Linked DNA regions of Homo sapiens: region 1 is linked to region 2. The links are chromatin contacts, found by Hi-C or POLR2A ChIA-PET in ENCODE. All regions are on one chromosome and are shown on one strand. Each heading gives the region's core, a stretch centred on a gene start or an enhancer-like site at or near the end of the contact. The rest is flanking DNA. Distances are from core to core; before and after follow the strand shown.

Region 1 (5,932 bases), core at 3,115-5,614, 1.1 Mb before region 2:
GGCATTTCTATATACCAAAACAATCAGTTAAAATCTTTAATTTAAAAAATGATACCATTCATAATAGCAACAAAAACAAGGTATCTAGGAATAAATCTAAGCTAAAAGTCAAAACTTTTATGTAGAAAAGTATGAGACCTTTTGGAAAGATTTTAAGAGGACCAAAATGGCTCAAGGATAGTAAGAGTTGACATTCAGGTGTTACTTTTCCTGAAATACATCCAAGGATACAGTGCAATTTTGATCAAAATTCCAACACAGTTTTTCCTGGAAATTCATAAGCTACATTCTATACAGAAGAGCAAAGAGACAAAAATAACCAAGACATTCCCGAGAACACAGCCCCAGACATCAAAAGTTATGATAAGCTACACTATTAAAGAAAATAGGTAGTGGTTCAGGGATAGAAAAATAGATCCATAGAATAGAATTGACTCCACACATATCTGTAAACTTAAGGTGACAAGTGAAGGTGGCAAAAAGGTGATACAGTCAAATCACATTAGGACAACTGAAATTAAAACAAAACAGAGATTGGAGACTTATCTGACAACATACATGAAGAGTGAATTCTAGATGACGGACTATTAAATATGAAAGGCAAAACTCTAAACATTTTAGGAAAAATAGAATACCTTTAAGAGTACGATGTATCAAAGAATTCATAAATGAGATTTTAATGGACTTTTCTCCTACATTAAACTTAAGGGGGAAAATGTTTAACTATATTAAAAGAGGTCTTCCTAATAAAAAAAAAAAAAGGATGGAATGAAGGAAGGAAACGGAAAGATAGGCCAAAAACAGACAACACTTGTACCATTACAATATCTCACTAATAAAAAGCTCTTAAAAGTCAGTAAGAAAAAGAAAAATCAAGGAAAAAAAGATAAACATAAATAACCAATAAAAATCTGAAAAAATGTTCAAACTTTTCAGTAATCAGGGAGTGCAAATTAGGGTCACGACAAAAAAACACTTCATATCCATCAAATTGGGGGAAAAAACTCCAAGAGTTGCCAAGAATATACAATAACTGTAAACTGTCTTATACTCCAGGTAAGAGAGTAAACTGGTACCACCATTTGGGGAAATCATTTTTTTACTAGTGGCAGAGATCCAAGTTACCCCAAGTTACCGGTGGCCTATCCTCACGGGTCAGTAGCAACTTCAGTCCTTGCCTCCTCAGACGAAAAAATTTGACTGAGGGGCATAAAGCAGAAACAGAGACCCAGGCAAGTTCCAGAGCAGGAATGGAAGTTTACTTTAAAAGGCCTTAAAACAGGAAGAAAGGAAGGTGTGCTTGTTAGAGACCCAAGCGGGAATGTGAAGGTTAAAGAGAGTAGGTCAAGTGTCCGATTTAACCGTTGATCCTTTTTTTTTCGTTTGTTTGTTTTTTTTTTTTTTGAGAGGGAGTCTCGCTCTGTGGCCCAGGTTGGAGTGAAGTGGCGCGATCTCGGCTCACTGCAAGCTCCGCCTCTCGGGTTCACGCCATTCTCCTGCCTCAGCCTCCCGAGTAGCTGGGACTACAGGCCCCCGCCATCGCGCCTGGATACTTTTTTGTATATTTAGTAGAGACAGGGTTTCACCATGTTGACCAGGGTGGTCTTGAACTTCTGATCTGAGGTGATCCACCCGCTTCAGCCTCCCAAAGTGCTGGGATTACAGGCGTGAGCCACCGCGCCCGGCCCTGATCCTAGGACTTTTACAAGCTTGTCTATTTCCCATGATTCTTTCCTTAGGATAGGCTGCCGGCAGGCACAGAGCCCTCCTTAGCCTTGGGAAGTGTTTTTAGGGAGTTACATGCACGCCCATCTGAGGCTTCCTTCCTTTTTCCGGTGGAGTGTACCTGGAAGATCATACTTTACCATTTTTGTCTCTTAATATGCATGCCCAGGAAGCTGTTTCTCCCTCGGGTCTACATTCAATTAACATTTTGATAACAGGTGTGGACCATCAGGAAATGGCCTCTCCCTGGCGCTGCAGAATTATCATTTTTAGAGAAGCAAATTCGGTAATTGCCAAACCATCCCCCAACATTTCTAGTGGGTTGGGGGAGAGCCCACTACTGTCCCACTCATGCCTACCTGTAACAGAAAAAAAAATATGATCTACGTACATTCGTCAACATAGATGAATCTCAAAAACAAACAAAAGAAGTCAGAAGATACATACGTTTCTGTTTATATAAAGGTCAAAGACTGGCAATATTAAACAACATACCATTTAGCAACGCCTGCATGTGTGATAAAACCACCTAGAAAAGCTTAGGAAGCTTAACACAAATTTCAAGATAGTGTTTACTTATGGCTGTAGCAAGGAGGGCTTCATTGGGGAAGTGCAAACTGGTAAAATTTACTGGTAACTGGTAAAGTTCCATTTCTTCAGCTGAATGACAGGCCCCATGGATTCATTTCATTTCTCTCAAAACTATGCAAATCGGCTAGCTATACTTTTTTCTGTACATCATGTATTTTATAATATTTTAAGTGACTCAAAAATACACGAAAAAGCTGTTTTAAATTATCTTCCTGCTCATCTCCCTGTTTTAAAAGAAAGCCTTTGCTTAAAAGTGGTCTTTCTAACTGCAGGTAAACAACGACATTAACATCTGGTACTCACAGGAGTGCTCTTTAAAAAAAAAAAAAATCACTATTACAGGGTACGCACCAAGGCTCACACCTGTAATTCCAGTACTTTGGGAGGGAGACGGGGGAGGGAGGGATCGCCTGAGCCCAGGAGTTTGAGATAAGCCTGGTCAACATGGCGAGGCCCCATCTGAACAAAAAAAAACAAACAACAAAAAAAAAATCTTTATTAGCTGGGTGTGGTGGTATGTGCTTATAGTCCCAGCTACTTGGCAGGCTGAGGTGAGAGGATCGCTTAAGCCTACGAGTTAAAGGCTGCAGTGAGCTATGTGCATGCTACTGCACTCCAGTCTGGGTGACAGAGAGAGATCTTGCCTCAAAAAAAAATGCTATTAAAGACATTGATGTGTGTACTCTCCCCTATATAATGCACATCAACTTGCTTTGCAAAACAATGCTAAAGTACAAAAGACTTAAAGCTGTAATATAAAATAGACTTTACTGACTTGCACCAATACAACCACAACTTTTTTATACACCACTGACACACATTCTACATCTGTTTAATGAAATCCTTTAAAGTACCGTTAGTGAGTAAAACTAAGACAAACCTATTAAGTGCTAAGGAAACACTAAGGGAGACTATCATTTAATTATCGTACATGAGATTCCAATCTTAAATTGCCACGTGAAGTCTCAAATCGGATCTTTTTTGCTTAAGGGAATTTGAACGATGACAATTCTGTAGCTTTGGGCCAATTCACAGACTCAGTTTCCACAACGTTATAATACCCAATTAAAACTTCTGTCCAATTTCCACCGTACCGTTTGAAGGTATTTTTATGTGCACTCATTCTAGAATACTCCTGGCAAGGCCGCCGGCTTCGGGTCACAAGATGAGCCAGGGACAGATTGGAGACTACCCCCAAATCTCCCAGGAATCGGTTATCTTCCAGACCTCCAGATCGCCCTCCAGAGTCTCGCAGTGTGGAGGGCAACGACAGAAAGACTGCTGAGGGGGTTTAAACTGTTGAGTCAAACATATGGCCAAAAGTCAGAGTCAACTGGGACCTTGCAAATCATTCCGCCTAACCCTTCGTTTTGCAGATGGGGAAAACACGCCTCAGAAGGGAGAACCCTAGCTCGGGGAACCCTAGCTCGGGGTCTAACAACGATTTAAGCTTGTCTCCCCTAGTACTGGCCAGTGGTTCTTCCCCGTTACCCATCCTTAAGTGCTTCTATTGGCTGCCAACACGGAGGGGTTAGCGGGGTGAAAGAACCGGCGCCTCCGCAGTGTGGCCAGGTTGGGCTAAAAAACGTCTTAGAAGTAATCGGATCAATCTCTCTTCTTACAGGTGGAGAAAGTGGAGAAAGTAGAGTGACGCAGCTAAGGGAGTAAATCGACCCTCAGCCAACAAGTGGCAAAAGCCTGAAGAAAGTGATCAAGATCACTGATGACCCCGCTGCCCATCTCCAAGGGGGCGGGTATCACAACCCCGACGCCACACCACGTATCATTCCGCAAAACTCCCGCGCCTCCCACGCAGAACTGGCAAGAGGGAAGGCGAGACAGCAGTGAACAGCTGGTACGCAGCACCCACAGCACCGCGGCAGCAGCTAGTGCCGACTCCCGCCTAGCTCTTTTGACTCTGTTCGCGGGAAGAATGGGGAAACAGTAAGGTTGCGGCGCCTCCCGCGAGACGAGGTACCTGAGGCTGGCCCCGCAGTCCCCCGCCGCACCAGCACCGGAGCTTCACACCCCACTTCCGGGGTCAAGTCACCGCCGGGAATCCTGTGATCGCAGAAAGGTAGTCTCAGGTTCCGCCCCTATCCAAGTCCCGCCTCCACTGCCTCTCGCCCTGTATCTGTCAACTTCCGGGACGCCGCGCGTCACTAAGCAGCCAATCTCCACTTCCGGACTCATCCAGCCCCTTCTCCACCCCTTTCAGAGACAGCGCGATTGCGATTTAGGTTTCCGCGCATTTAATTGGCGAAGCTGGAGCGCTAGTCTTCGCTGATTGGTGCCGAGAAATCTGCCCCATAGACACCCGCGGGGCGCACAGTTTCAGTCGTCCGTGGGTTTCCCGCCAGCCGCAGTCTTGGACCATAATCATGGTGGACATGATGGACTTGCCCAGGTCGCGCATCAACGCCGGCATGCTAGCTCAATTCATCGACAAGCCTGTCTGCTTCGTAGGGAGGCTGGAAAAGGTGTGCGGGTTCGCAATCATGGGCTCCCAAGTCCGTAGCTGGAGGGAGGGACCCCGCCTGGATAACGGGGGATGAAAAAGGACGGAAAGCCTCCGATCACTGCGCCCCCGACTCCTTTATTTTGCACAAGGAACTTTTTGGAAATTCTTTAGCCGTTGTAGCCCCATTTTGGCGCTCTTTTATGGCACGGAAACAAAGTGTTTTCAAATGCTGAGTTCTAAATTCCAGTGCCCGTCGCCTCCGTTCTAGCCGTGCTTACGTAAGGGAAATTATAAACACCACTCCCACATCTACCTTCAGATTTCTTAGTTTACTCAGACGTGACGGACGCAGACAAAACTAATCTGCTGGTTTCCTTCTCTTCTGAAATTACTTATTTTTGCAAACCTCGTTTCCTCGTTGTGATCGCTTCTCTGTAAAACATGCCTTGGTTGTCCGCTTTGGGTCCCGTAGTAACGAGTTATTTAACCCCAGTATTAAAGTGAAGTTCCCTCATTCTACAGGCGAGAAACAGGCCCAAAGTCTTGGAATCAGTGACCTGAAAAGCTGAGGAAAAGAAAACTATTATATAAAGACTTATTTAGTAGCTCATTTCATCCACACATCCTCTTCCTTAAATGAGTGTTGCTCTGACTTCCCAAGTAGGGAAACTGAGTAGGAGTGGTAGGTGGTTGACTAAAATGCTCAGAAACTCGGCAAATGGCAAAGCTGGCATTCAAACGCAATCTGACAGCGCTCTTTACAGCTGCTTCCCAGGAGTAGGACCCAGATATTCTAGCAACCAGTTCTCCTTTTACTTCATCATGCCTGTTTTTTAAAACATACCCTCCGTGGGATATGTACTGTCTAAATCATGAGTGCCAGCAGATTTCACTTTTAGGGTGGGCATCCTTTAATTTGTTATCAGAATAGGGTTGCCATATTTAGCAAATACAGAACCTACTTAACACTACAAAAAAAATCCTTGTTTATCTGAAATTCAGAAATTAACTGTGTGTTCCATGAACAGATTTGATAACATAAGATTATAATTTGATCCAATAAGTTGAATAAACTGAATGAATAAACTGTTCAAGAAACAGTTGATTTGTGCTCAACTAAGGATCAATGTACTCATCTTTAGTCAAACTTTGTTG
Region 2 (5,797 bases), core at 713-3,212:
AGTCTGGCCAACATGGTGTAATCCCCATCTATACTAAAAACACAAAAATTAACCGGGCGTGGTGGCACATGCCTGTAATCCCAGCGACTCAGGGGGTGGAGGCAGGAGAATCTCTTGAACCCAGGAAGCGGAGGTTGCAGTGAGCCGAGATCGCGCCACTGCACTCCAGCCTGGGCAACAGAGCGAGACTCCGTTTCAAAAAAAAAAAAAGAAAAGACACTGGATACTGGAACTCTTTTCCATAGTGTAGCGGTTTAAGAAAAAAAAAGAAGAAAAAAAAGGTACTGGAATTGGCCGGCCGTAGTGGCTCGTGCCTGTACTCCCAGCACTTTGGAAGGCTGAGGTGGGAGGATCACTTGAACCCAGGAGTTCAAGACCAGCCTGGGCAACAAAGCGAGACCCCCATCTCTACAAAAAATACAAAAATTAGCCAAGTGTGGTTGCGCATGCCTGTGGAGGCTGAGGCGGGAGGATTGCTTGAGCACAGGAGTTCAAGCCTGGGCGACAGCATGAGACCCTGTCTCAAAAACAAACCAAAAAAGATACCGGAACTGGTCACTTTTGACCTTAGCAGATAAGATTCTGGGCTGTAATGCCAAGTGAGATAACCAAACAAGAAGCTATTCATGACATGATAGGTGAGAGTAAACAAACAGCAGCAATTCTCACGGGGTGATTCAGGGTACCCAGCCTACATTTCTCTTGGTTGGGTAATTTTCAGCCGGCAGCTCTGGCATTCCTCTTCCCAACATTCACAGATAATTCAAACAGCAGCTCCTCTTGGGCAGCAGTGTGTGCCTGGCATGACCAGTAGCTGCCGGACATGGTTCTTCCAGGAGCCTGGATCTGGCTGCAGAGACAGATCAATTCAACACCCACATAAGACGACAAGAGTTGCAGTCAAAGGCAGAATACCTGTGGAAAAGGATTTGGAAGTAGGGGATTTTCAGCACCCCCAGCATGAATGGGTAAGACTTTGGGAGAAATGGCCCAGACTAAGTTGCTTAGGCCTGCTCCCAAATCTTTGGGAGGCCCAGGCAGGAGGATAGCTTGAGGTTAAGAGTTCGAGACCAGCCTGGGCAACACAGTGAGATCACTGTCCCTACATAAAAATTTAAAAATCAGTGGGGCGTGGTGGCCCGCGCCTGTGGTCCCAGCTACTTGGGAGGCTGAGGTGGAAGGATGGCTTGAGCCCAGGAGGTCGAGGCTGCAGTGAGCTGTGATCGTGCCACTGCCTTCCAGCCTGGGCCATAGAGCTGGACCCCATCTCTAAAAACAATAAAAGAGGCCGGGCGCGGTGGCTCACGCCTATAATCCCAGCACTTTGGGAGGCCGAGGCGGGTAGAACACCTGAGGTCAGGAGTTCGAGACCAGCCTGACCAACATGGTGAAATCCGTCTCTACTAAATACAAAAAAAATTAGCTGGGCGTGATGGCGCATGCCTGTAATCCAAGCTACTGGGGAGGCTGAGGCAGAATTGCTTGAATCCGGGAGGCGGAGGGTGCAGTAAGCCGAGATCGCGCCACTGCACTACAGCCTGGGAAACAAGAGCGAAACCCCGTCTCAAAATACAATAATAATAAAGACTTTGTGAGAAACAGCTAGTTGGGAAGAAATAAGCCAAGTCGGTAGCCTTGGGTCTCTCCCCGCCACTCCCCATTAGGGCCTCCCGAAGCCACCCCCATCCAAGGCACCTCCTGGGCGGGCCTGGTCGGAGATTTCCCTGGGGGCTGGAGCCCTGGTAGGGGGACGTGGAGTGCAGCAGGCTCGGAGGGGACACCGGGGCCGCCCCGGACTCGGGCGAGGTGGGGGTGGGACGGCGGCCCTACACACAAGGGGAAAGGGAGGGTCAGAGGAGGAGACTGACGGTCCTGGGACAGCCCAAGCTTCCCACAGCCCCGCGGAGGCGGCCTTACCGCCAGCCGCTGGGCTCCGGCGCCTCCCGGGCGCGATACGAGACTTCCTGCGGGCTCGTGACATCAGCACGGCGCCCCTGAGGGGCTGACTTCCGGCGGAAGTGTGCGAGGGCCGCCGCGGGTTGCGGGGCTGGAGTAACAGTGACCTCCCCGGCGCCCTCGCAGCCAGCCTGGGGACCTCCGTGGCCGGGTGTAACCGCTGGGAAGTGCGATTTTATTTTATTTTATTTTATTTTATTTTATTTTATTTTATTTTATTTTATTTTATTTTATTTATTTTATTTTATTTATTTTATTTTATTTATTTTATTTTATTTATTTTATTTTATTTATTTTATTTTATTTTATTTTATTTTATTTTATTTTATTTTATTTATTTTATTTTATGTATTACCTATTTTCTTATTTACTTATGTATTCGTTCATTCATTCAGAAACAGCCTCGCTCTGTCGCCCAAGCCGGAGTGCAATGGCGCTATCCTAGCACACTACAACCTCCAACTCCTGGGCTCAAGCAATGCCTCCTGCCTCAGCCTCCCAAGTAGCTGGGACCACAGGTGCATGCCACCACACCCGCCTAATTTTTTTTTTTTTTTTTTTTTTTTTGTAGAGACGGGTGTCTCACTATGTTGCCCAAGCTGATCTCGAACTCCCGGGCTCAAGTGATCCTCCCACCTCGGCCTCCCAGAGTGTTGAGATTACAGGCGTGAGTCCCTGCACTGGGCTGGAAGTGGGATTTTAGAGCAGTATTGCCAGGAGACTTACAGGAGGACCGACCTGGGCCTGGTGGGGGCGATCATTCTGGGGCTGTGACAGGGACTAAGCTGCCCTGCGGCCTGCACAGAGACCAGTCATGTCCCTGCTCAGAGCCCAGCAGGGGGATCCAGGTGGCCCAGGGCAGTCACACTTAGGGGGCTCTCAGACTATGTCTGTGTGGTGGACAGAGTTTGCTTTCAGCCACCCACACTGTTGAGATCTAGCAGAACATTTCCAGCATCTTCCGTTGCAGAAGCGGGCAGAAAGCACAATGTGTACCCATCAGTCAGATTCCGCTCCATGTGTGTCCTTGCTCCTGATGACAAGGACATGTTGCTCTGTACAGCCCTAAATATCCTCGGGGCAGTGACAAATACTTGACCACAAACGTTGAGGATAAAAGGGAAGGGTGTTTGATGCTAGGCAGGCTTGGGGTAACAAGAGCTGCTTCCAAACATAGCCCTGAGAAGGCCCTGTGGGGTGTCCTTTGCTCTGACCATCTCTGAATCAGCTGAGGCCAGGGTCTATTCCTGATGCCTCTGAAGACCTGAGCCAGGCCTGTCCTCCTTTGAGGGGAAATGTCTGATCTCCAAACACTGGCCTTAAAGCTCTTCTCTTTTCCTGTCTCTTTGCTACCTACGTCAGCTTCTTGATGCGTTTTCTTTTCCTTTTTATGAAACTCCTTACCAACAGGATGCCTTCTCCTGTGTACATTGTATCCAAGGTCTTCATAAATTTATGGACCCAGAATTGAAAAACCAAGGCTCATACCTATAATTCCAGCACTTCAGGAGGCCGAGGTGGGAGGATCGCTTGAGCCCAGGAGTTTGGGAACAGTCTGGGCAACATATGGAGACCTTGTCTCTACAAAAAATTTAAAAATTAGCCGGGTGTGCTGGCATGCACATGTGGTCCCAGCTACTTAGGAAGCTGAGGTGGGAGGATTGTTTGAGCCCAGGAGGTCAAGGCTGCAGTGCGTTAGGATCACACCACTGCATTCCAGCCTGGACCACAAAACAAGACCCTGGTTCAGAAAAAAAAAAAAAAAAAGATTAATCTCTCAGCACTTGGTCAGTTCCTGAAACCTAGGCATGTTTGATTTTTTGCCTCTTTAAAACATCCAAGCGCAAACCTTGACACCTGCATTTTATAAATAGCATAAGAGAAAACAGACTACTTAAGCTTAAAACCAAAAATTCAAGTGTGATCAAAAGGATTGCCTTGCTTGTGATGCATGGAGCAAAGAATTCCTCTTTGGAGTGTTGCTAAACGCTCCTGTCAGCTCCTGAAACTGGACCTGCAGTATCAGTTTTTTACCTGCTGTGAGATCAGTTGACAGGATCAACCAGCTTTACACCACGATCTCTTGTCCCCAAGGGAATGATGGATGCTATACTTTGGAAATGGGATACAGGACTTCGTAGCTACGCTTGCAAAAGGCATATCACACATGATGCTTGTTTACAATCAGTGATTTATTGACCATGAGGAATTTTGCCATGGAGAAATTAAGAAGAAGGAAAGGAACATAAAAGTATTTTTGAACCATGCATAGTGGCTTATACCGGTAATCCCAACACTTTGGGAGGCTGAGGAGGGCTGATCCCTTGAGACCAGGAGTTTAAGACAAGGCTGAGCAACCTAGTGAGACCTCACCGCTACAAAAAAGTTTTCAATTAGTTAGGTGTGGTGGTGTACACCTGTAGTCTCAGCTACTTGGGGAGGCTGAGGCAGGATGAGGCAGGAAGATTGCTTGAGTCCAGGAATTTGAGACTGCAGTGAACCATGACTGTGCCACTGTATTTCAGCTTGGGCAATAGAGCAAGACCCTGTCTCAAAAAAAAAAAAAAAGAAAAGAAAAGAAAAAAAAAAGGACTGGATCTGTGTTGGCTTACTGTTATATCAGTAGCAACTATTTTAGCACCTAGCTCATAGTAGATGCCCAATAAAAATGTATCAACTGAATGAATGAAAGAAAATGATAACTTATATCAGAAGGAAATCTACATCCTTGATATCACTCAAAAAAAATTCCTGTGGCCAGTAGGTGGGGCCACAGTTGTCACTATTAGCTGGCTTGGAGCATACATTATGGGTGCCCAGTTTACACCCAAATTTCCACTTTGCCTTTGCTACTGTAATTGCTGCCCCGTGCCTTTTTTTTTTTTTTTCTTTTTTTTGAGACAGTCTCGCTCTGTTGCCCAGGCTGGAGTGCAGTGGCGGGATCTCAGCTCACTGCAACCTCTGCCTCCTGGGTTCAAGTGATTCTCCTGCCTCAGCCTCCCGAGTATCTGAGACTGCAGGCATGCGCCACCACACTCAGCTAATTTTTGTATTTTTAGTAAAGACAGGGTTTCGTCGTGTTGGCCAGACTAGCCTTGAACACCTGACCTCAGGTGATCCACCTGCCTCAGCCTCACAAAGTGCTGGGATTACAGGTGTGAGCCACCACGCCCAGCCCTCAAAGTAGATTAAACAACAAAAGAGACATCTTGGTCCCTGCCATTGGAATGTCCAGAAATGATGCTGGCTTCAGGAATGACTTGAACCCGCAGCCCAATGGCATGATCAAGAATCAATGTTCTTTTTATCCCTCACTCTGACTGGAAGATCAGCTTCATCTGAAGACCAGCTTTCCTCCTGATGATGGGATGGCCACCAGCCATAGCTGGGGCTTCATGCATCCACACCCACATCCAGTGAAGGGAGAGTGGGGAGGTCTCCCTCCAGGCCCAAGTAGGAGTACTGACATTCAGTGTGATTAAGCTGGCTTGGGTCATAGACTCACCCCTGAACCATGATGCCACCAGGAAAATGGAATGTGGCCTTTGTCTTGGGTAAAACAAGGCCTCCTGCTGAAGCTACAGAGGATCAGTTTCCCCCAAAGCACATGAGTTGCTCAGGTGAGGGGCTGGATTCTGGAAGGATGTGTGGGCCCTACTGGGAAGGTACATGGATGCTGGCCAGGTAGGCAATCAATCAGTGGACATCTAATAAGTGATATCTGGAATGATGCAAGGAATGTGTCAAAAATGTCTCTTCAAATTAAGATTCTACCCAGGGCCGGGCATGGTGGCTTATGCCTGTAATCCCAGCACTTTGGGAGGCCGAGGAGGGCAGATCA

What was found. A loop is a pair of places that touch in the nucleus more often than their neighbours do. ChIA-PET counts read pairs that join two places held with the same protein, here RNA polymerase II (POLR2A). Pooled maps may share reads with other maps.
Region 1: a loop to region 2 is called in a map with no recorded cell type, with 16 times the contacts of the local background. The contact joins the promoter of UMAD1 here to the promoter of ZDHHC4 in region 2. A Hi-C loop is called at or near these places in 1 of 37 single-sample maps with no recorded cell type and 7 of 50 pooled maps. POLR2A ChIA-PET finds 5 or more read pairs at or near these places in 1 of 52 experiments (activated CD4-positive, alpha-beta T cell).

What each region holds. Positions count from the first base shown.
Region 1 is chr7:7,639,184-7,645,115 of GRCh38, reverse strand. UMAD1 (UBAP1-MVB12-associated (UMA) domain containing 1) reads right to left here and starts at 4,364. Exons shown (of 4, transcript NM_001302348.2): 1 at 4,295-4,364. RPA3 (replication protein A3) reads left to right here. Exons shown (of 8, transcript NM_002947.5): 5 at 3,941-4,796. The coding sequence starts at 4,698. RefSeq lists enhancers at 3,904-4,073, 4,154-4,203, 4,244-4,443, 4,714-4,763, 5,134-5,183 and a silencer at 4,544-4,673.
Region 2 is chr7:6,573,619-6,579,415 of GRCh38, reverse strand. It overlaps ZDHHC4 (zDHHC palmitoyltransferase 4), which reads right to left and starts at 1,962. Exons shown (of 8, transcript NM_001134389.2): 1 at 1,918-1,962; 2 at 696-850. RefSeq lists an enhancer at 719-1,334 and a silencer at 1,613-1,942.